Linked DNA regions of Homo sapiens: region 1 is linked to region 2. The links are chromatin loops, found by intact Hi-C in ENCODE. Cell type or tissue: PC-9. All regions are shown on one strand. Links, peaks and the distances in the headings refer to the core of each region. The heading gives the core; the rest is flanking DNA. Region 1 overlaps LOC105369844 (a long non-coding RNA gene). Region 2 holds the start of LOC105369846 (a long non-coding RNA gene).

Evidence for each region. Hi-C counts contacts between places; a loop is a spot of excess contacts. Peaks named below come from ENCODE experiments on the same cell type or tissue, not always from the same donor. Only the 100,000 strongest peaks of a DNase experiment are listed, where the experiment ranks them.
Region 1: it touches region 2 in a loop (2.7-fold over the local background); 3 of 110 quality-filtered maps call a loop at or near these places.

The regions. Positions count from the first base shown.
Region 1 is chr12:75,707,348-75,718,190 of GRCh38, reverse strand. The region is part of intron 1 of LOC105369844 (a long non-coding RNA gene); the gene reads left to right. Among named protein-coding and RNA genes, the nearest start is that of KRR1, 200 kb to the right of the region's middle. RefSeq lists an enhancer at 6,446-6,947. In PC-9, for the core only: no CTCF peak of the experiment used is centred there; DNase peaks (open chromatin) are centred at 3,580 and 5,750; H3K27ac peaks cover 3,106 bases.
Region 2 is chr12:75,777,750-75,788,592 of GRCh38, reverse strand. The region is part of intron 1 of LOC105369844 (a long non-coding RNA gene); the gene reads left to right. It overlaps LOC105369846 (a long non-coding RNA gene), which reads left to right and starts at 7,128. Exons shown (of 5, transcript XR_001749217.2): 1 at 7,128-7,702; 2 at 8,299-8,366; 3 at 9,363-9,424. In PC-9, for the core only: no CTCF peak of the experiment used is centred there; DNase peaks (open chromatin) are centred at 3,782 and 6,752; H3K27ac peaks cover 2,657 bases.

The DNA.
Region 1 (10,843 bases), core at 3,063-8,062, 70 kb after region 2:
TATAGAAGGCAGTTTGATCTCAATGGCAGCAATAATCCCACAGCATGCAGATACTAATGCTTAAGAGTCTGTTCAGGTTAAGGCAAATGCACTCTATGGTTTGTGAAACAACTTAACAGGGACTTAAGAGCTCTCATACCCATTTTGGATTTATTCAAGCATCTCTCTAGTATTTCACTAGGATACATGCTCCATGAGTACAGAGATTTTTATCTTTGATGACTTTGTGTCCCTAGTATCCAAAACAAAAGTGCTCAATAAATAGTGAATGAATTCATTTATCCATCCATCCATCCAGTCATCCATCTACCTATCTATCCATTGTTTACCATTCCACCTCAGCTAAGGTACCTGCATCCTTAAGTGCATAGAAAGAAAAATAATCTGCCTCCTCCAAGATGACTGGAAAGCAGCTCCCTGCTTCTTTAGTTCAAATAAGTACTAAAATATATCAGACTGCTGGCCAGGCGCGGTGGCTCACGCCTGTAATCCCAGCACTTTGGGAGGCCGTGGTGGGCAGATCACGAGGTCAGGAAAGCGAGACCATCCTGGCTAACACGGTGAAACCCCGTCTCTACTAAAAATACAAGAAAAGTAGCCAGCTGTGGTGGTGGGTGCCTGTAGTCCCAGCTACTCGGGAGGCTGAGGCAGGAGAATGGCATGAACTCGGGAGGCGGAGCTTGCAGTGAGCCGAGATCGCACCATTGCACTCCAGCCTGGGCAACAGAGCGAGACTCCACCTCAAAAAAAAAAAAAAAAAAAAAGTATATCAGACTGCTGCATTAAAAAAAATATATATATTACCATCCTGCTGCCCAGAGAAATTGTTATTCTTCTGATGTAGATCATTTAAGCGATTGCTTATTATTGCTTATTTGCCTAAAAACACTTTTTGATAAACTTTTGCTCAGCAGCTCCAGTTTATTCTTTTAATTCCAGCTTTTATTTATGGAAATGCCAATCCATTTTTATTCAATAATTGAGGGGAATGTAAAATATTTTTTAAAGTACAAAAATGCTTATTTTTTTAATGTATGTTTGTGTGTGAAATATGTAAAAAATATATTAAGCCTCTGACTTAAATCTGATTTACTAATAGAAATAGTTAAGGAGGAACAGGAGCATTCATCCTTACAAGGCCACATTTCCATTGAATGAGTATTTAAGATCAGTTGGATTAAAGGAGGGAATGGAAAGATAATGATAGGGAGAACTCTCATTCAGTTCAGTCTCATCAAGGCTCCCCTGCCTGCTGAGTAGCAACGGTGGGGATGGGATTCCCTCTCTGTAATTGCACCACTATCATGCCATAAATGATTAGAGAGACGCAGCCTAGCTGTGTCTGAGTCTCTATGGGACAGTTGTGCTCATTAAGCATCTCAATATTTGCCACACAACTTCAATTCCATCACTTCCTCTCTGGAATATTTGTTTAAGTAATCTCCTTGCCTGGGAGCTCTAGGATACCACTCTAATACATGCCACCTTGTGTTGTTGAATCCTACACAGGCCTGTAAAATGAGTATATTCTCAGATATAATAATGATTCTGCTTAGAGTGATCTGGAAGTGCCCAAGGCTAGACAAGGGTGATGGCAGTTCAGTAACTCCGTGCCCTGACTGGTTGTCACTGAAGCCACAGTTGCCACAGAAACTGGGACATGCTTAAATCCCACATCTCATTTCCAAATCCCATGAGCTTCTCCTTCATGACTAGTGGAATTAATTATCCCAATCGTTCAGACACATAATCTTACAGAACCTTGCAGCCACAGATAGTCAAACTTCTTGCAAAGCCAAATCTTCATGGATCATTTAGGTTAATTAATATCGAGTGGTAAATGCTGCTAAAAATTCAGGGCCTCATATGTGGCAGGATTTCATTTTATCATTACTCTGTGGTTAGGCTGTTAGATTAGCATGCACTGGGATAGGTTATTCATGATGGCAGAGTAAATGCAATGAACTGGAAGATAGAAACATTGTTACCGTAAAATTCATGTTAGCATGCTGGCAAACATAGACAGCCTCAGTTTCACTTCACTGACTCTGGGGATTCTGTTCTCAGTGTGTGCAGATAAAGCATCTCCTCTGGGACTGGGTCCTAACCTTAGGACTCAGGTTCCATCTTCCATGGAAGGGCCACTGTGCCAGGCCCAGAGTCATACTTGGAGAGCTCAGATGCCACAGTACGACTAACTGGGGGCTCTAACCTGCTTTCCTACTTAAACTATCTGTGTGACCTTGGACAAGTGCCTTAACCTCTCTTAGCCTCTGTAAGATGAAGAGAACAATTGTACTCATATTTGACCCTTGAACTAGGGGGTTAAAGGCGCAGACCCTTGTGCAGTTGGAAATCCACGTATCACTTTGACTCCCCAAAAGCTTAACTATCAATAGCCTATTGTTGACCGGAAGCTTTGCTAATAACATGAGCAGTTTGTCCCAGAGAACCATAGATTAACACGTTATTTGTACGTTATATGTATTATATACTGTATTCTTACAATAAAGTAAGCTAGAGAAAAAAGTTATTAAGAAAATCATAAGAAAGAAAAAAAATTTAGTATTTATTAAGTGGAAGTGGATCATCATAAAGGTCTTTATCGTCATTGTTTTCAGGTTGAGTGGGCTAAAGAGGAGGAGAAGGAGGGGTTGGTCTTGCTGTCTCAAGGGTGGTAGAGGCAGAAAAAGATCTATTTATAAGTGGACCTGCAAGTTCAAACCCGCGTTGTTTAAAGCTCAACTGTTTTCATAGGATTAAGTGAGATGACGTGTTTTTCATGCTGGGTACATTACATGGAATTCAGGAAGTGCCCCCAAAATATTAGTCCTGATATTATTTTTCTTGTTCATTGAAGAACAGACTTGAAAGGGCAGTGAAAAGGCTGGAGAAAAATGAAATATGTAGGAAATTTTGAGAAAGATATTTGACAAATTATCCTTATATTCATTCTTAGCCAATACTTATTGAGCAATTACTCTGTGCTATGCACTGCTCTTTGTGTCTGGAATATAGTAGTGGACAAAACAGATATTTCTGCCCTTGTACAGCTTATGTTCTACCTGGGGTAGGGGGTGGGTACAGAGTACTTAATAAGCAATAAATAAATTATGTAGTACATTACAGTGTGAATGTTATGAAAAAAGAAAAAAAATGTGAAATCAAGTAAGAGGAATTAGGAGCACCAAGGAAGGAGGGGGCAGGGCTAGATTAAATCTACCATTCTTCTCATAACCAAAGTGGGAGTAACCCTGCCATTCAGACCGTGATTCCTTCAAATGATTGGATTTGCTTCTATTAATACTAAGAGCACCAGACAAAAACCCAACATTGACTGAAAGCTTATTCTGTGCCAGGGACTATTCTAAGGACGTCATGTTTAAAACCTTTTAAAATATGTATAAAAGGTAGATGTTATTACTTTCCCCATACAGAAGAGGGATCTAAACAACAGAGGAGTTAAGTAAATTGCCAAAGGTCACACAGTTCATCAGTATCAGAGCTATGATTCAGCACCAGCATTCTTTACCACTAACCTATACCATTCACACAAAGCATGAGTTGAAGTTAGAATGTAGAGATCTCAACATAAATTCAGGCTGCTTGGGCAACTCTGCCTTTCAAAATAACAAAGGAAGCCTCATATCTAATCACATCTAGATACCTATTTTCTGAGTGTAAATACTTTTAAGATAAGTTATCATGTATTCATATGATAATTGACTTACTTTAGTCATCCCTTGATAGAGGAAATGAAAATGATTACAAGTGATGAAATGATTATAAAATCAGTAAATTTAAAAAATTCATTTGTACTACTATTCCTCTCAACAGCCTCTATTTAGTTACTTGGAAAACAGACTTGTACTCTGCTTGGTGTACATATGGATTTGGGAACTCTTTGCAGTAAATCAAGAGTGCCGCAGGGGTTTGTGACCCACAGGTGGGATCTTTAAAATAAACTCCTACTTGGATTTTTGTGGTTGTCTCTAAACTGGAGATGGATGACAGAGTTCAATAGGAAGGGAAAGGCAGATTTTATTTACTTTTATACACATTTTCTCAGATGGTTACTGTAAGTTTTTCTTAAACAGGAGATCTCAGTTGAGAATTCTTTGATTCAAAGTTTAATCAGCCCAGAGGACTTCTTACTAACAAATTTATAAGAAAAAGTATAGAGTATGGAGTTAAGGGCTAAGACTCTTAAGCAAGATTTATTAGTTATTGTCCCCTAATCACTTAATAGCTGGATAACCTCTATGAGCCTTAGATTATTTTTCTATGAAATGGGAGTTATCATCACCATCCCCTCCACCAACACCATTATTATTATCTCCTGGGATTGTGGTGAAAAGTAAACGAAATATTACAATTAAAATGCTCAGCTTGATACTGGCACCTCCTCAACATTCAGTGAACGTAGCAATCATCATTAATACACAAAAGAGTTGTTGATGTTTTTAGCAGTTATGTGATAGATGGAGTTGAAGAATAAGCGGAAAAGATAGAAATGAGTAGCTGACTTTGATTATGACTTTTGGCATTAGACATAGCAAAACCTCAGGCAAGTAGTGATCAAGTCTACTTTCACCCTCAAGTGTTCTGAATAGAAAGAGAGATAAGAGTGATTGTGGTAGAAAGAAAGCTAAAAAGCTTCTCTTTTCTTTTTTTAAAAATTTTAAATCTATTTTATTAGTATGCTTTATTATGCTTTAATTATTGTTTAATTAATTATTTTTAAATTACTTTATTATGCTTTAATTATTTTTATTATGCTTTAATTATTATTTATTATGCTTTAAGTTCTGGGGTGAAAGAAAGCTTTTAAGAACTGAAAACCAATGTCAGTTCTCTGATTAAAAGGAAAAGGTGGTAAAGGATATGCTAATTGGTGATGTGTATATGCAAAGAAGCCAAGGAAAACAGGAAAAAGAAGCAAAAGAAAGAAGAAAAGGGGAAAAAGAACCAGTGGAAAATAGAAGCTTTGAGGATGGTAGGGTAGAGGCCGCTGGATGGCGAGCAGAAGGCCACTGATGGTGGAAGAGTGGAACAAGCAATGAAAAAGGCAAAGATGACCGGCAGTGCTTCTGCCTGGCAGCTCCTTCACCAGTCCTTATAGCAACAGGCATGAGGCGTTTTCTACTCTAAAGGCTGGCCAGTATCTGGTGGGAGAGGTAGAACACAACTCTGTAATAATAACATGATTTTGTAATCCATGTTTATTATGAGCCAGGTGTTTTTCATAGTTCACAAAGTGGATTCTATTTTATAGATGCCAAAACTAAAGCTTAAAGGGGTGAGGGTTACTCAACAAATAAGTAGAAAAGATGGACTCCAGAATCTTCTGCATATTTCTTCCTGTTATAGTTCTTGAAGCTTCAGGTGGTCAACTTGCTAAATCAGGAAACTATCACTGGAGTAACTCATATCATAATTATGCCAGATAACTGTGGCATATTACAGATTTTTTTTAAAAAAGAAAAAAGTACTGCTTTTTTTTTTTGTTTGCCATTGTAAATCAACTTAAAAAAAGTCAAAAAGGCATCAAGTGCTACAAATATGGCATTTGATAATTTTCAGTTAATTATAGATGGCATTTACTTAACATTTAGGCAATTTGAAAAGGAGTTATTGAGTATTAGCAGAATCAGCAGCAAAGGTTTTTCTAAGCTCCTGGAACCATGAGTCAAGGTAAATAAAAGTTCCCTGGTTAGAAAAGGGCACCAAAAAAGCCTTTGAAAAGTAGTTCAACTTGACTTTGACTTATGATGTCTTTGGGAACTTGCCCAGTTTCAAGGTGAGGCTATTGAGACAGGAAATACAAATGACAGTACAAAGAAATTACAGGGTTCCAGTTAAATCCTCATAGAGAAAGGCTGAAACTGTAAGGGAAGTTAACCACAAACTCTAAAGATAAATTAAGCAAAAGTTAGAATTGAATTGTGACTTGAAATTCTCTGGCCTTTCCTATTAGTCCTTTATACAAAGGAATAGCCCACACAATAAATGTATCCGCTTTGATCATTATCTAGCAAGCTGTCTTGATGTATTTAAAGAAAAATCTCTGAGATATTAATAACCCATTAATTAATTTTGGCCAAAGTCTATTGGTGTTAAAAATAAAACCAATTGCATATTACCTGGCTAATTTATGACATTTATCTACTTATAACAGTAACTATTTTGAGAAGCTGGTATATTATTACAACACACAAATAACTGTAGTATTGAGGGGGTGGAATATGTAGGCAAATATGTAAGTTCTACAATCCAACTTTTATCTTCCCTTTGTTCCCAGTTTTATTTTTCTGGCATTAATCTTGGCATTGAGTTCTATTTTTGTTGACTAGACAAAAGAAACGGGGGGGTTTGGTGGACAATCAGAGTGAGAAAGTAGGGCATTTGGAAAAATAGGTAGGAAGTGCTTGGCCTCCAGTCCATCCTGCTTAGTTTTTCCTTCTGAACAGAGCATGCATCAGCACCCAGACTCCCTAACTGATTTCAAAGCGAGCTTCTAAACATTTAGTTTTGCAAATAATACCTTTCTTATTCCCCAGTGAAATAAGACTGGGTCAGAGATGTTACAGCAGGTTCCTTTTCCCTCTCCACATAGTTAGAAGAGCCAGGCTTTCTAGTAAGCAGGTAATTCAGCTCTAGTGGTTGGCTTGATTCAATTAGTGATGGGGCGAACTTCAGTTTCCACATTCCAGGAGGAGGGGTTGCCCTTTTCACATTAAAACAACAGACTATGGTCCTGACTGGTTCCATCACTTGCTTCTCTGTAATTAATCTGTGGGCCCAGACAGTGAGCCTTGAGTAAGGAGTCAAATGCACACGATACACAAATAAATTTGTCAAACTGACCTCTAGGCAGCAGAGAGTATCTGAGTGAGGAAATATTTAGCAGGTATACATTTGCCAATCCCTAAATCAGGGTGTGTTTCTTTAGTAAGTAGGGGACTAATTCACTGAACTCAGTGCTTAATGTCTACAGACACGTCTCATGTACTTTGGGACATTCACACCATTGCTAGACTGAACTATTGGCCCATCAGAGATTCTTAGTGCCTTCTTTCTTAGTGCCTTCTTCCCTTTGTGTAGGCAAGAGCTATTCTTGTGGATATACAGGAAATCAATGACTCTTTTCAGCATTAGTAGTTATCATTGCTTGGGCAGCAACTCAAGGTAGAAAAATATAGCTAGAACAACCATGCCACAGTGGAAGATGGGCCAAAGACAGGAAGTTAGGATGTGCGGTCCAATCAGTATTGGGAATGCTTAACTAGACAACCAAGCTCCTTGGAGATCAACTGTTGGCTATAAATGTACATGTGCAAATATAATATATGTGTTAAGCAGGAAAGGCAGGAAGTAAGGGCTGTATGTTTTAGGCTATAGAACCTAAGAGCTTCAACAGTAATTTCCAGTGCAGGTAACTAATAGTTGTTATTTTTTTTTTTTAGTTTAAAGACACTGGCCTCATATAACCTGAGTGTGAAAAAGAACCCAGAACTCTTCTTGTACCCATTGTCAGAAAATCTTAGAAGGCCAGTCGTCTCTTTCAGAGATTTTCAGCCCTCTTCTAGGGCAAAAGACTGAGTCAGTATAATTACAATCACCTGGAAATAAACTGCAAACAGAGCTGCTTTTGTTCCCCAACTGAAATCTTGCAAAAGAGATGCATTACTTTGCTAGCTCCACTTCCTAACAGGAAAACAGTTTTGTATATTTGCTGCATTGTTTTGTTGTAATTTTCTGAAAAATATCAATTCTGATTTTTATTAACATATGAAAATAAAAGCTAATGCCCTGCTGTACCCTCCATTCTATGAAGACATTGTTCTCTTGACCTCTTTTCATTAATGGGAAAACTAAAAAGAAAACAGACATTTCCAATTTAATAGACATTCTACTAGATCTAAAGACTTGGCTCCTTTTTCTTTTTTCAAAAGTCCTTCTCTGAAGTAACCTGTCACTTAAAAAAATTCAAAATCTTATGCAATTTGTTCTGAACTCAATATTTTTGAAGTAAATACTAATCATTTTTTTTTTTTTTAGTGCTGCTGTATATTATGGTTGGGTGGCCTACATCTTCTGTTGTGTATCTCAAGCTGGATCAAGTTCACTTTGCAGGGAACTCTGTGCACCTACAGGAATAGAATGGGCACAAAGAGGATTAGAATCCCTGCAGGGGCAGCACAGAGAATTATGTTTTCTTCATGAGCTCTGATGTTTTATTAACCATTCTAGCAACTTTGCATCTGATAGAATCCACAGATGAAGTTCATGTTGTTTGTTACTCTGCCAATATAAAAGGCTCTCTTTTGAATGGAATATGAAGCTAGTGGCTCTCACCCACCAGCCATAGGGCATAAGCTTGGACCTTGTTTTTCTGGCAGCAATAACAAGTGTGCTGACTTGTGCTGTCTTAGTGGGTCCTGCCTGTGACCAACAGGGTGAGTTTCTGAGTTGGCTGTGTAGGGGGAACTCTGCATTTTGGCGCTAGAACAGAGAAAAGTCGGGCAGTCTGGAGTCCTGACCCTGACCTCATTAGCACTGTGCTCCTGTCCATTGAAATAACTGTGCAGTGATTTCAACTTTAATTTGGTCCTAATTCTGGGATGATTCCAACTCAGCTACTCAAGGCTGTAGAAAAACAAAATAATGAATGTTCTGAAATCTGCTATTTTCTTTAACACATCAAGCTCATCCTTGTCCAGCATAAAGACACAGACCCAGAATTTCCTCCTGACTTTCCTCTATCTTCCCTCTTTGCCCCTGCCTTTAAAAAGATGCATAATAATTTTGCTATAGATGAAAAAACATGGTACTCCAAAGTCAAAAAGGCTCAGGTTTGAATTTCAGCTTTGCCATATATTGGCCATATAATTTCAGGTAAAAATTTCAATCACTTAGAGCCGCTGTTTACACATTTGTAAAAATGGAACAAAAGCTGTGGCATGGAGAAGAGATAGAAGCAGAAGAAATGAGTTTAAATCTTAGTTCCTTAACCTCTTGGAGCCTAAAAACGTTAGTTAGTACCCACTCCATATGGTGATAATGATGATTAAGCACCATCTCTGCATTGTGAATTTATAAGGGTTAATGGAGTAAATGTGTATAAGTTTCTAGTATTATGTATAGTGTTCAGCAAGGACTACACAGATATCAATTTCCTTGTTTATTCTGGGCAGTTTTATAGAGGTCAAAAATCCCTTTGTTTTTCAGGAGTCAAGGACTTCTCATATTGTCAATAAGCTTTTTGAGCTGGAAGGCCAGAGTAGGTCATGACACATTTACTTGCATTGCTCAGTGGAAGAGGATTCTACAGGGTGCTTATAAAATCTCCAAGCTTAGGAAAATGCACATAAGTAGTTTCTGGATATTCTCTTTTAATACAGTGTTCACTGTGTTAGCCTCATCCACAATATGTAGTTCCATGTGCTGTGCAAAACTACAATAAAAATGTGGCCGGGCGCAGTGGCTCACACCTGTAATCCCAGCACTTTGGGAGGCTGAGGCGGGCAGACCACCTGAGGTCAGGAGTTTGAGACATGCCTGGCCAACATGGTGAAACCTTATCTCTACTAAAAATACGAAAATTAGCTGGGCATGGTGGTGGGCACCTGTAATTCCAGCTACTCGGGAGGCTGAGGCAGGAGAATCGCTTGGATGCAGGAGAATTGCTTGAACCCGGGAGGCAGAGGTTGCAGTGAGCCGAGATTGTACCATTCCACTCCAGCCTGGGTGACAAGAGTGAAACTCCATCTCAAAAAAAAAAAAAAAAGGTGCACCCTAGATATCCAACCCTGCCACTGCGGTGCAATGAGGTAGTGCACCAGCCTTAAATCATCACTCTGGACCGCCTCTCCTAGTCCATCAACTAACGACATGATTTAGTCACTTGAAAATGGCAAACATGTGCCTATGTTTCCAAATTTTAAGGCCACCCTGTGGTTAAGTTCTAACATTTGAATAAGATAAAGGGCCTCCAGGGAGAAGTTTATTCTGCTTTCCAAATTGCAAAAGTCACATGATTATAAGAACAGTCTGCTTTCCTAGAGGTTTGTGGGAGCAGAGTCTATTCATGACCTTGTTTTCAGATACAGCCACTAAAAGGACTCCCTGCTAAAAAATATTTTTCCCAATATATCCAATTTATACATAATTAGTCATTTTCTTTTTGTTTTTCCTTAAGCTGATGAATTACTTAGAGTTCTTATAAATTCACTTCAATATTTAGAGGTTACATAGAAGAAGAAGAATGAAGAGACAATAAGAAAGGGTAGGGAAGTAGAAGAACCAAGAGAGTGTGATATTCCAGAACCAAATGAAGAACAAGTTTCAGGAAGGAGACCATGATCAGCTATGCCAGATACTATTGATAGGTCAAGTAAATGAAGGTTGAGAACTGAGTGTGCATTTGGTAACATGACTATCAGAGCCCATGATGAGGCAGTTATTAGTGTGGGGACCAAGAGAAACACTGGAGTGAATTGAAGAGAGAAAACAATATTGATCATAGACAACTGTTTTAGCCGGGCGTGGTGGCTCACCCCTGTAATCCCAGCATTTTGGGAAAGTGAGGTGGGTGGATCATCTACAGTCAAGAGTTCAAGACCAGCCTAGCCAACATGGTGAAACCCCATCTCTACTAAAAACACAAAAATTTGCCGGGCATGGTGGTGGGCACCTGTAATCCCAGCTACTCAGGAGGCTGAGGCAGGAGAATCATTTGAACCCAGGAGACGGAGGTTGCAGTGAGCCGAGATCGTGCCATTGCACTCCAGCCTGGGCAACAGAGTGAGACTCTGACTCAAAAAAACAAAACTGTTTTGAG
Region 2 (10,843 bases), core at 3,659-8,658:
GGGAGAACATCAGGAAGAATAGCTAATGGATGTTGGGCTTAATACCTAGGTGATGGGTTGGTCTGTGCAGCAAACCGCCATGGCACACATTTATCTGTGTAGCAAACCTGGACATCCTGCCCATGTCCCCCAAACTTAAAAGTTGAAGAAAAAACAAATAATAATTTGTTGTTTCATTATTAAAATGTTGCTCTTTTTTGGCTGGGTACGGCAGCTCACACCTGTAATCCCAGCACTTTGGGAGGCTGAAGCAGGCAGATCACCTGAGGTCAGGACTTCAAGATCAGCCTGACCAACATGGGGAAACCCCATCTCTACTAAAAATACAAAATTAGCTGGGTATGGTGGCGCATGCCTGTAATCCTAGCTACTGGGAGGCTGAGGCAGGAGAATCACTTGAACCCAGGAGGTGGAGTTTGTGGTGAGCCGAGATTGTACCATTGTACTCCAGCCTGGACAATAAGAGCGAAACTCCGTCTCAAAAATAATAATAATAAAAAATAAATAAATAAATAAAATGTTGCTCTTTTTAGTAGAGAGGGTATAAGTAATTTCTGTTTAAATTATCAATAACCCTTATTGATGGGCTCTAAGTCCATAAAGGGTGTGACATAAAGGTCAAAGAAGCTTGCCTTCTCAAAATATATTTAAATCTAAATAGGAGTTTTCATAGCCTTCCCCCAGTGGAGTCTACAATATGGGATGAATAAAGGAGAGATTTTTGGCTGAGGGCTGTTCTTAGTGTCTCTGTACATTCCCACTTGACCTCACATGCTGCTGTTGTGAATGAGACTCTTTACTGGCTGGAGACCTAATGCCCCCTAAGAGCATGGACTTACGGCACGAGGAAACATGGCTACAATTCTTATTATTTAAATAGCTACTTCTCTTGGATTTGTTGATTATAACAGCTTCATCACCTTGTAGATATGGTAGGCAAAAGCCACGTTAAAAGGTAGGCTTGATAAGTCAAAGTTGTTTTCTCACAGAAGATGAAAGAAGTGATTTATAGTTTACTCACAGAGAAGAGTTTGAGACCACATGAGAGAAAGGCTTTTCTTCTAGGAAACTGTAGGAACCTGATAGACTTTCCAGAAGAGGGAAGCTTTGCTCTGGTTGTTCTTTCTCATGGGGGTAGATTTCCTACTTTTTCACGGCTTCTTTTCCTTGAGTAGGACTAGGTGTTTTTTTTGTTTTTTTGTTTTTTGTTTTTTGTAAGAAAGAGTCTCACTCTGTCACCAGGCTGGAGGGCAGTGACATGATCTTGACTCACTGCAACCCCTGCCTCCCAGGTTCAAGTGATTTTCCTGCTTCAGCCTCCTGAGTAGTTGGGACTACAGGCATGTGCCACCATGCCCAGCTAATTTTTTTTTTTTTGTATTTTTAGTAGAGACGGGGTTATACCATGTTGGCCAGGCTGGTCTTGAACTCCTGACCTCAGATGATCCACCTGCTTTGGCCTCCCAAAGTGTTGGGATTACAGGCATGAGCCACCATGCCCTGCCAGGACTAATTTTTTTCTTTGTTCACCAGGGTGAGTAAATACAATCTTTCAAATACTCTCAAGAGTAGGCCTGCCTCAGTTTTGCTTGACATTGAATGAATATGATTCAATTCTCAAATACCTTGGTATTGAAAGTGGGGTATAGGTGGTCTATTATATTGACAGTATTTTTACATTAGTCTTATTCATGTAGCACATATTTGTTGAGCATGAAATGTGTGCTAGATGCTAGCAATATAACAGGATATAGAATAGATATAGCCTCTGCCTTCAAAAAGTCTATAGTCTACTAAGGGAGGCAGACATTAATTCTAATTGCAGTAAGTGCTATGAAGAAAAAGCATACATCATTTTGCTAAGTGTCATGGAGAGGAACCTCTTTTCCACCTGATTCCTATTTCCTTGTGGAGAGGTATCAATTAATATAGCACTCCTGGCTTCTCTGAATGGGGCATGCCTAGCTTAGCCTTTCTCATCCCTTTGCTTTTGGGATGGGCTTGTCTGCTCTGAGTCTCTGCCTCTGAGTGGGAATTAGGGTTGGGGCCTTCCAGGTTTCCGGTGCTGCCGTGACTGCATAGGTCTATCTAATTCTGCCAGTTAAATTAGGAAATCCACTGATACCCTGCACTTAAGTACAGTCCCCAACCTAGCCTTTATTAGTATTTTGTTGATAGTTGACTGTCATCTGTTGATCCTATTGTCTCTCTCAATTCAGAATTTAGGTGGAATAGGTGGTGTTATTATTGGGTCCCTCAAACCTCAATAGTAAGAATCAATTTGACGCTTATACTAGGGGAACTGACAGAGTGTAATTTCTGGAGCAGTGTAATTTCTGGACCTGTGGTTTTCAGAATTCTGCTGCTCACGGGAAGGTGGATTGTAGTGAGCTGACAGGGCCGAATTCTGCCCCCTTCACCAGTGCCTGCAGTGATGACAGATTTGTTTTGATCTATTTTACATATTAAGCTTCCACATAAAAATTCTGAGCTTAAAAATAATTTAAAACCAGTGCCTTGAACTTGTTGCTTTCAAACATTTTAAACCACAATCCTCAGTCATAGTTACATTTTATATTATTCAAACTCGTATATATTATATACATGTGTATACTGACCTTACTATCTGTGGTATAGTTTATTGCATTTCCATTTCATACCAAAGAGAAGTTTGGTTAAAACTCATGGAATTGATTCCACAACCCTCATTACATGAAATTTAAAAAATTCTGCACAAGACCATGTTTATTTTATCTCAGGCCTCTTGTCTAGTAAAGACCTGACCTTCCCCTGATCATATCCCTTTTGCCCCATGGGCCTTATTTCTTTTGGAGCTCAATATATCATTCATTTTCTGTATACAAATACATTAGAGTTAAACTTATGAAATTACCAGCCCTTCTGAGAAAGTACTTTTTCAACATTGTTATTATTGCTGAGGATTTCAACAATAGCAAAATAATGTATTACATTCCAAACTTGGCAAATGTTACTAAATATTTCTCTTGAGGCTCATTTTCAACCATATTATTATTACTGGCCTGTTTTTTTGGGTTTAATGAGATAATTTTCTATCAAATCATGGTAGCGAACAGAGCTGACACAAATTCTCAAGTTTGTGGTAAAGTTTATACTCCATTGGAAAGTTTCTTTTATATAACAATATTGGCAGGGCTCATGTTTTAGAATGAATTATTTATGTGGGCCCATTCACCACTGCTACCCCATTCTACACAGCATGACATCCAGAAAATGGCAGTTTTGATGAGCATGATGAAGGCAGTATCATTTTTGTGCTTGATACAGTGGCCGGAAAGTTCAGGTCTGGGTGGCATCCTGAGAAAGGGAGCAAGGCAGTGTGGTGATGCCAGGTGCAAGAAGGTGGGGGTGTCCAGAGGGAAGTGAGATGCTCTGCAAAAAAGTCAGAGGACATCTCAGAAAATAGAGCCACCTTCCTGATGTAGCTTCCAACAGTCCTGTCTCCTAATCCCTTCCAGCCCCCAAATATATGAAGCTGACTTCAGAGAGATAAACACCAAGGAGTCAACCCATTACTTAGCTTTTGTTTCCAAAATAAGACATCTTCTAGTTAGGAGAGCTTCTGACCGAGGGGCAAGTGGTTTATCCTCAAGATGGTAGAAAAGCAATGTGCATGCTCAGTAAAACTTGGCCTCACCAGATGCCAGGCTCAGAGAGTCCTCTTTCCTGCCTTTCTTGCGTCACTGCCTGTTTGCTTGAAACAAGCAGTAGAAATAGTCAAACACAGGTGCTGGCTGCACTGGCAGCACAGCCTCTCCTCCAGATTCAGGCTCTCCCTGGATGGCACTGGCTGGTAACCACAGAGTGAAGATCTAATCAAGCCAATGCTGGCTCCCTGCCCACCACTAGCTGGTTTTATTCAGCTTCCCCAGTGTTGATAATAAAACACAAGTGAGCCTTCAGTTTCTTGCCTGCTAGTTCCAAAGCCAGCATTTGCTGCATGCTCTCTGACTTGCAATTTGGTGGCATCCTGGACAGGACACTTGCCTACAATCAGCACACCTGGCTTCTTTGTCTAGGTTTTGCCTCCAACACATGGTACACATCACTTCAGCTACCTGTGCTTTATTTCAAATGGAGATACTAACCCCTAATGTTGGCCAAGCTTTGTGATTATTTATCTCAGGGATTTATCAGGGTTGAAAGCAGAAAAAGCTTTAATGAAATTCAAGACTCTGTCCTAAGATCCTAAATGGTTGAAGTGTGTCCTGGAGGGGGCTGGAGTGGAACAGGCCATATGAGAAACAATAAGGCTGGAAGGAGAGATTTCTGGTGACTGGGAGGGAGAGACAGATCCTGCCCTCAGAATTTGTACCCTACTCAGGTTGTGAGAAGGCCTCAGGGGGGAAGTGTTGACAGGAAGGGCACCTGTAGGAGGCTTGGGTTCTCCCACTTGTGTTCCCCTGTTTCATCTGAGATTTCTAGTCTTGGCAAAGAAGCAGCAGAACCTGGGATAATGGGTGTCTCAGCCACAGCCAGTGTGGACCCGCAACTGACACCTTGAGGGCATTCCCCATCTTGAAGCTAGTTAAGACCCCAGGACTTTTACATATTTGCAGGAGGAAACCCAAGAAAGCGTAGGTTTAACTTCTAGGTCCAGCGAGAGTGGAGCTTGGAGTCAGAATTATAGTGATTTCAAGAATGGGAAGAGTAGGTAATGCACAATTTTTTGCATACCCAAGTGAATGGACTGAGGTTCTTAGTCTATATGTGTGTCACTGTATTTACTCAGTGAACTCTCAGAAAACCTTGTACTTCTTTTCTGCACACACTGAGCTTCTCTGCCAGGTGCCTTCTGAGGACATGAGAGCTTCATGCTAGGCTGGCCTTGATGCAGTGTGGGCAAGGCCTGGAGCAAAGAGTCATGAAAGTTGGAGGCTTGGAGTCCTGCCCACGGGTGGATGAGTGGCCCAGGCAGGCCAGGACTAAGTGCTGAAAGCCCATCAGTGCAGAATCATCCCATCGGGGCAGCATCGGGGTAACAGTCAAGCAGCAGCTCTTTGCCCAGTCTCCTTTTGCACCAGCTGTAGCTATTTGGGACTGATATGTTCTCAGGGCTTCCTCAGCCCCAAGTCCATGACCCCGTTTGTGCTTAAGGTGAACAGACGTCTCTCCTTTTAACAGAGGGGCAGGAACCCAGGAGACTGCTGAGCCAAAGCTTCTCCCCAGCTGTAATGCTTTCCTGAAATAGAGACTTTGCCTTGGCTCTTAGACCCAGCTCCATACTTTACTGTTCCCAGTTAGTCATGGAAAGACGAAGGTGCCTAAAAATAAGCACCATCTGGGCCCACAAGGTTCAGCAGGGCACACTCACAGCTAATGGAGAAAGTTTCAGTCTGCCTTTGTGGTCCTGGAAACCCAGCTGTGATGCGCTTGCCAGAAGGGCCCTTCAAGCCGTGTTATTCTGAGTGTCTCTCAGGGCAGCCTTTGCAAAGGCAACTTTTCACTGCCTGTAAGTTCTTGAGGTCACCCAAGGATAGCAGCTTCAGGGAAAATATGAGAAAAAATGTATTTTTAGTGCATTTTCTCATGTCTTTGTGTTGCCCCGCTCTCTTTCATGCTTCTGCAGTCCCCACTCCACTCTCCATTAGCTGCCTAGCTTCTGTGCCTGGTCATCTTCCCAGATGCCCAGAGACTTCTATGATGCCCTGAGCCTCCCTTTCCTAACACCCTTTTGGCTCTCCTCTTTATAAAAACTGACACATCTGTCCTTCAGAGAATGAAGCTAATCTGATAAATTAATTCATAACAAAGTGTAAAGGAGGATGGTTTAAGATGACCTGTTATACAGAAAATGGTTGCACTTTTATAGTGGTTAAAAAACATATACAATTTACCATCTTAACCATTTTTAAGTGGACAGTTCTGTAGGGTTCAGCTTATCTCTAATGGTATGAAATGGATCCCCGGAAGGTTTTCGTCTTGCAGAACTGAACCTCTGTAGTTATTAAACGATTCCTTACTTCCCCCTCCTCCCAAACTCTGGTAACCACCATTCTGCATTTTCATATCTATACATTTGACTACTTTAGATACCTCGTATAAGTGGAATCGTATGGTTATTGTCCTTTTGTGACTGGCCTGTTTTACTTAACATACTGTCCTCAAGGTTCATTTCTGTCTTAGCACATAACAAGATGTCCTTCCTTCTTAAGGGAGCATGGTATTCCATTGCATGTACATAGCACATTCTGTTTATCCATTCATCTATTAATGGACATTTGGGTTGCTTCCACCTCTTTGCTATTGGGAATAGTGCTGCTAAGAACATGAGTGTTCACATATCTCTTTGAGATCCTGCTTTCAATTATTTTGGAAATATACCCAGAAATGGGATTTCTGGACCACATGGTAGCTCTATTTGTAATTTTTTAAAGAACAGCCACGCTTTTCCGTAGTGGCTGCATCATTTTACAACCCAATAAACAGTGCACAAAAGTTCCAACTTCTTTACATCCCTGCCAACACTTGTTGTTTTCTGGGTTTGTTTTTTTTTTTTATTTGATAGTAGTGATCCTAATGAGTGTCAGAGTATGATTGTATTTTAAGGGAAGATTTTCATGCTTCACCCTGAAAGAATGATGATGGTGTTGATTTCAGGCTCTGGCACAAGCCAAGAGGAAATATTAGATATTTTGTTTAGGAAATTCTTGTTGCATCCTTCAAATCACATGACATAAGCCTCAGCAGAATCATTATATATCACTTGAGTGACAGATAGCTGAGTCACCTGCCCCTGAGGTCTAGATAAGATTACCTTCTCCATACCCCATTCTAGAATTGAGAAAAGTCAGACTCATGACACAGGATTATGCACATTTCTGGAGGGCTTATTTGTCATGGTCTTATCTCTGTTTTTTGCGTCCTGCTCATGTTATTTTTTTTTTTCCCCCTCTCCTATCTATATCATTCTTGTTTTGTTTCACACGGATGCAGACCTGGACCTGAGCCACTTTTCTTGATTTCCCAGAAATAGTCACTCACTCAAAGCCCTTGTATGTGCAGCAGATTTCACTGATGCTTTAAGGAGGAGTTTATGCTGCAAAAAAGCAAGCTATTTAAAACTGAATATTAGCTCTCCTGCTTCTAGAAGTTCTTTGGGCCATCCTGCCTCAGAGCACTTGTTTCCCCTGCTGTCAAGCCACTCTCTACAGCACCATTTGCCGTTTTGCTGACTTCTCCTTTCCCTTCCCCCTCCATCTTTTCATCTGAGTCCTTACTAACTCCTAGTTTGCCAGGGCTCTGTGCTGCACCAGCTAGAACCATGTGGGACTAACGGGCTCTTGTCCCAGGTTCATGCTTCATTTCTTCTCCAAGGTCAACAGACATCTCTCCTCTTAAGAGAGAGATACAAGAACCCTAAAGCCTGGGCCAAAGTTTCTCCGCAGCTGTAATGGTTTCCTGAAGCTGGAGATTTTGCCTCGACTCCTAGACCCAGTCCTCCTTCCATACTTTAGAGTTCCCAGGGATGCCACATTCTCCTCTCTTTATGATGCACAACAAATCATATCCCTCAAACTCCACTGTAAGTAAGCCCTCCTTTGCCAACCCAAATCTCAAAATGTTCACCTAAATAAAATACTCTTTCTCCATTTATGAGCTCAAAACAGAAGTGGAGATCTTGAGTTTTCCTTTAGAAGGTCTATCCACCTTCCTTGAGAAGGTAATGGTTTGAAAAGCATTTGTTTTTCTTCTTATACCCCAGAAATCTCTGTGATTTACTGTTGTTGACGACCATTCTGACTTCATGCTTTTGGGAAGGCTTCTTGGAATGGCTGAGTCTTGAAAAAAAAAAAAAGATAGGATTCTGACAAATGTATTTCTTTTCTCCATTGCAGCTGAAATCAAGGCTAGCTAGGCATGGTTAACAGTGTTTCCTAAAGCTGTTTGAGTCTATTTACTTCAAGGACTCTCTTTTGCACTACCCATGGAAGCTAGACTTCCAGATTCCCCACAATATTGGCTTTCTAACTTGGGCAACTGTTTTGTGCCTTATTCACACACTGGTTGCTGTTTGCGGCAGGAGGCTAAAAGAGTTGTTAGACTCTGTAGCACTTGGCTGTAATTATATACTCCTTGACCTCACCTACATAGTTGAAACCCCTGCTGCCTCCCTCCAGACAGATATCCTAGTGGGGAGTCTGGCTGAAGATTGAAAGGTTGTCATGGAAGTCACATTTAATTGCTTCCTCTTACTATATATGGTAGGCTGGAAATGGTATCATGAAGCTAATCTTGTAATCCTTTTCTTCCTGAAAGGAGAACAGTGGAATTCTGTGAACCAGAGAAATGTAGGCAGCTGGGAGTCGAACTTAAGCACCAGTATGGTAGGCACCAGCCCTCCTGTCCAGTCTCATTAGCCCTTCAATGGTGATAATGACGTAGTCGGAAGGCAGCTGAAGATTGCAAAGGAGCCAGACTGCAGAGGTCACTGGGAGGGGCAGAACATGGCATGAGGGAGAAGAAATGTAAAGGGAAATAGTATTGTCACCAAATTTGAGAGCTGAAAAAAGAATTGCATCCAAATATGGTAAAAGCTCACAGATGTTGTCTTAACTATCCTGTCTATGTCAAAAGAGGTTGTAAACAGGATACAGCAGTGGGAGCAAAAATCTACTCGCCCGGTAGTGAGATAGCTTGTGTTTCTGGAATGCCCCACACTCCATCTCTCTGCCAATCTCATTTTCTCTATCTGAAACAACTTTCTACCTGGGTCTCACCTACTCCGCATGCTGCCATTTCCCCTGGGATTACTTCTACTGGTCCTTCACATTTCAGCATAATTGGCATTTCCTCTGGGAAATCTTGGGCTGCTGGAGACTGGGTGAGGTGCCAGCACAGGTCATACAACATATATACTAAGTATTGTAATTGGATCTGTCCTTATTTATCTTTTCTATTAGGTCAAGACTAAGGACTGTGTTTTCTTTATTGCTGTACCCACAATGTCTAGCACAGTGCCTGGAGTATAGAAGGCAGTCAATAAATATTTGTTGAAGGAATAGATGATTGAATAAATGGGCTGCTAGAAAATAATCATTTTCGTGTCTTCTGTGGACCAAAACCAAATCCTTTATTAGTTCAAATCCTTTACTGAACATGTTCTATGTGGAAAACCTAATTCAAGGTTTTTAAAAACATATGTAAGGGTTAATTCTAGCTATAGAAAATTGCTTTATTGAGGGTGGAATCTTTGGAGAGTCAACCAAAAAAGGTTAAGCATTCTGTGAAAGAATACAGTAGCTAGAGAATTTTATCCCAAAGGTCAATGTTGTCAGCTTTGAATCTCAATTTCTTTTATATCTTTGATCATTGGGTTACAGAATCTATGGTTATCATCCAAACTAAAGGGAATGAAAGCTTTACTCTGAAGGAACTGGGTCCAGTGAGTATCTTGGTTACTTTTCTACATGCCCCATAAGTGACAGAAAAATACATGTCAACATAAAAATGTATAGATCAGAAATACACATTTTTGAATGCAGGAGACCTCATTGTTTTGACGACACATAAAGTTTACAAGATCTGGCAATACAGAATCACCTTGGGTTGATCTTTTTTTAAAATATATTTTTAAAATGGATTCTTAGAAATAAGGCCTGGCCATTATTCATTTCACTACTCTTCCCACTATTTTTTTTTTTTTTTTTTTTTGAGATGGAGTTTCACTCTTGTCGCCTAGGCTGGAGTGCAATGGTACAGTCTCAGCTCATTGCAACCTCCACCTCCCAGCTTCAAGTGATTCTCCTGCCTCGGCCTCCTGAGTAGCTGGGATTACAGGCACCCGCCACCATGCCCAGCTAATATTTTTCTATTTTTAGTAGAGATGGGGTTTTGCCATGTTGGCCAGGCTGGTCTCGAACTCCTGACCTCAGGTGATCCACCAGCCTCCGCCTACCAAAGTGCTAGGATTACAGGCGTGGGGTACCATGCCCGGCCTATTTTTTTTTCTTTTCTTTTCTTTTCTTTTTTGTTGAGACGGAGTCTCGCTCTGTGCCCAGGCTAGAGTACAGTGGCACAATCTCGGCTCACTGCAACCTCTGCCTCCCGGGTTCAAGCAGTTCCCCTGCCTCAGCCTCCTGAGTAGCTGGGACTATAGGTGCGTCCCACCATGCCCCGCTGATTTTTTTGTATTTTTGGTAGAGAGGGGGTTTTGCCATGTCAGCCAGGCTGACCTCGTCATCTGCCCAACTCTGCCTCCCAAAGTTCTGGGATTACAGGCATGAGTCACCGCACCAGGCCTTCCCACTATTTTTGAATGCTCATTCTGTAGTGGTCAATCTTGGCTTTGACATAGACCCTGAACACTTTCTATATGTTATTACTATCAAATGGAAATAACAGAAAAAGTTAATACCAAGAATAACAACAACAGCAAATTATTACATTTTGAGCTATCACTTAGTCTTTTATTGATAAATTTTAATTTTTTGCTTTTAGGAAATATTTCAGCCATACCAAAAGGATAGAATAGCATTTTATTTTATGTTAAATAAGCTATTACATGCACTTGAATTTTTTCCTCTTCTAGAGCACGTTTTCCCTTTCAATGTTTGCCAAAATTATCGAAAAACATAATTATTTCATCTGACAAAAGCATGATTTCCAAGATAGTTGCCAAAATTTTTATCTTTTTGTGAAACATTTTAAAATAAGATTGCAGTTAAACACAGTTCCTTAAAAATGTACTCCCTGATTATATGAACCAGGATTAGAAAATTAAAATTCCCATGCATTCCAGAATTATCAGTGAGAAGCCACAGTAAAAATTTTATTTTTAAAATTCTTCCGTCCTGCGAATACA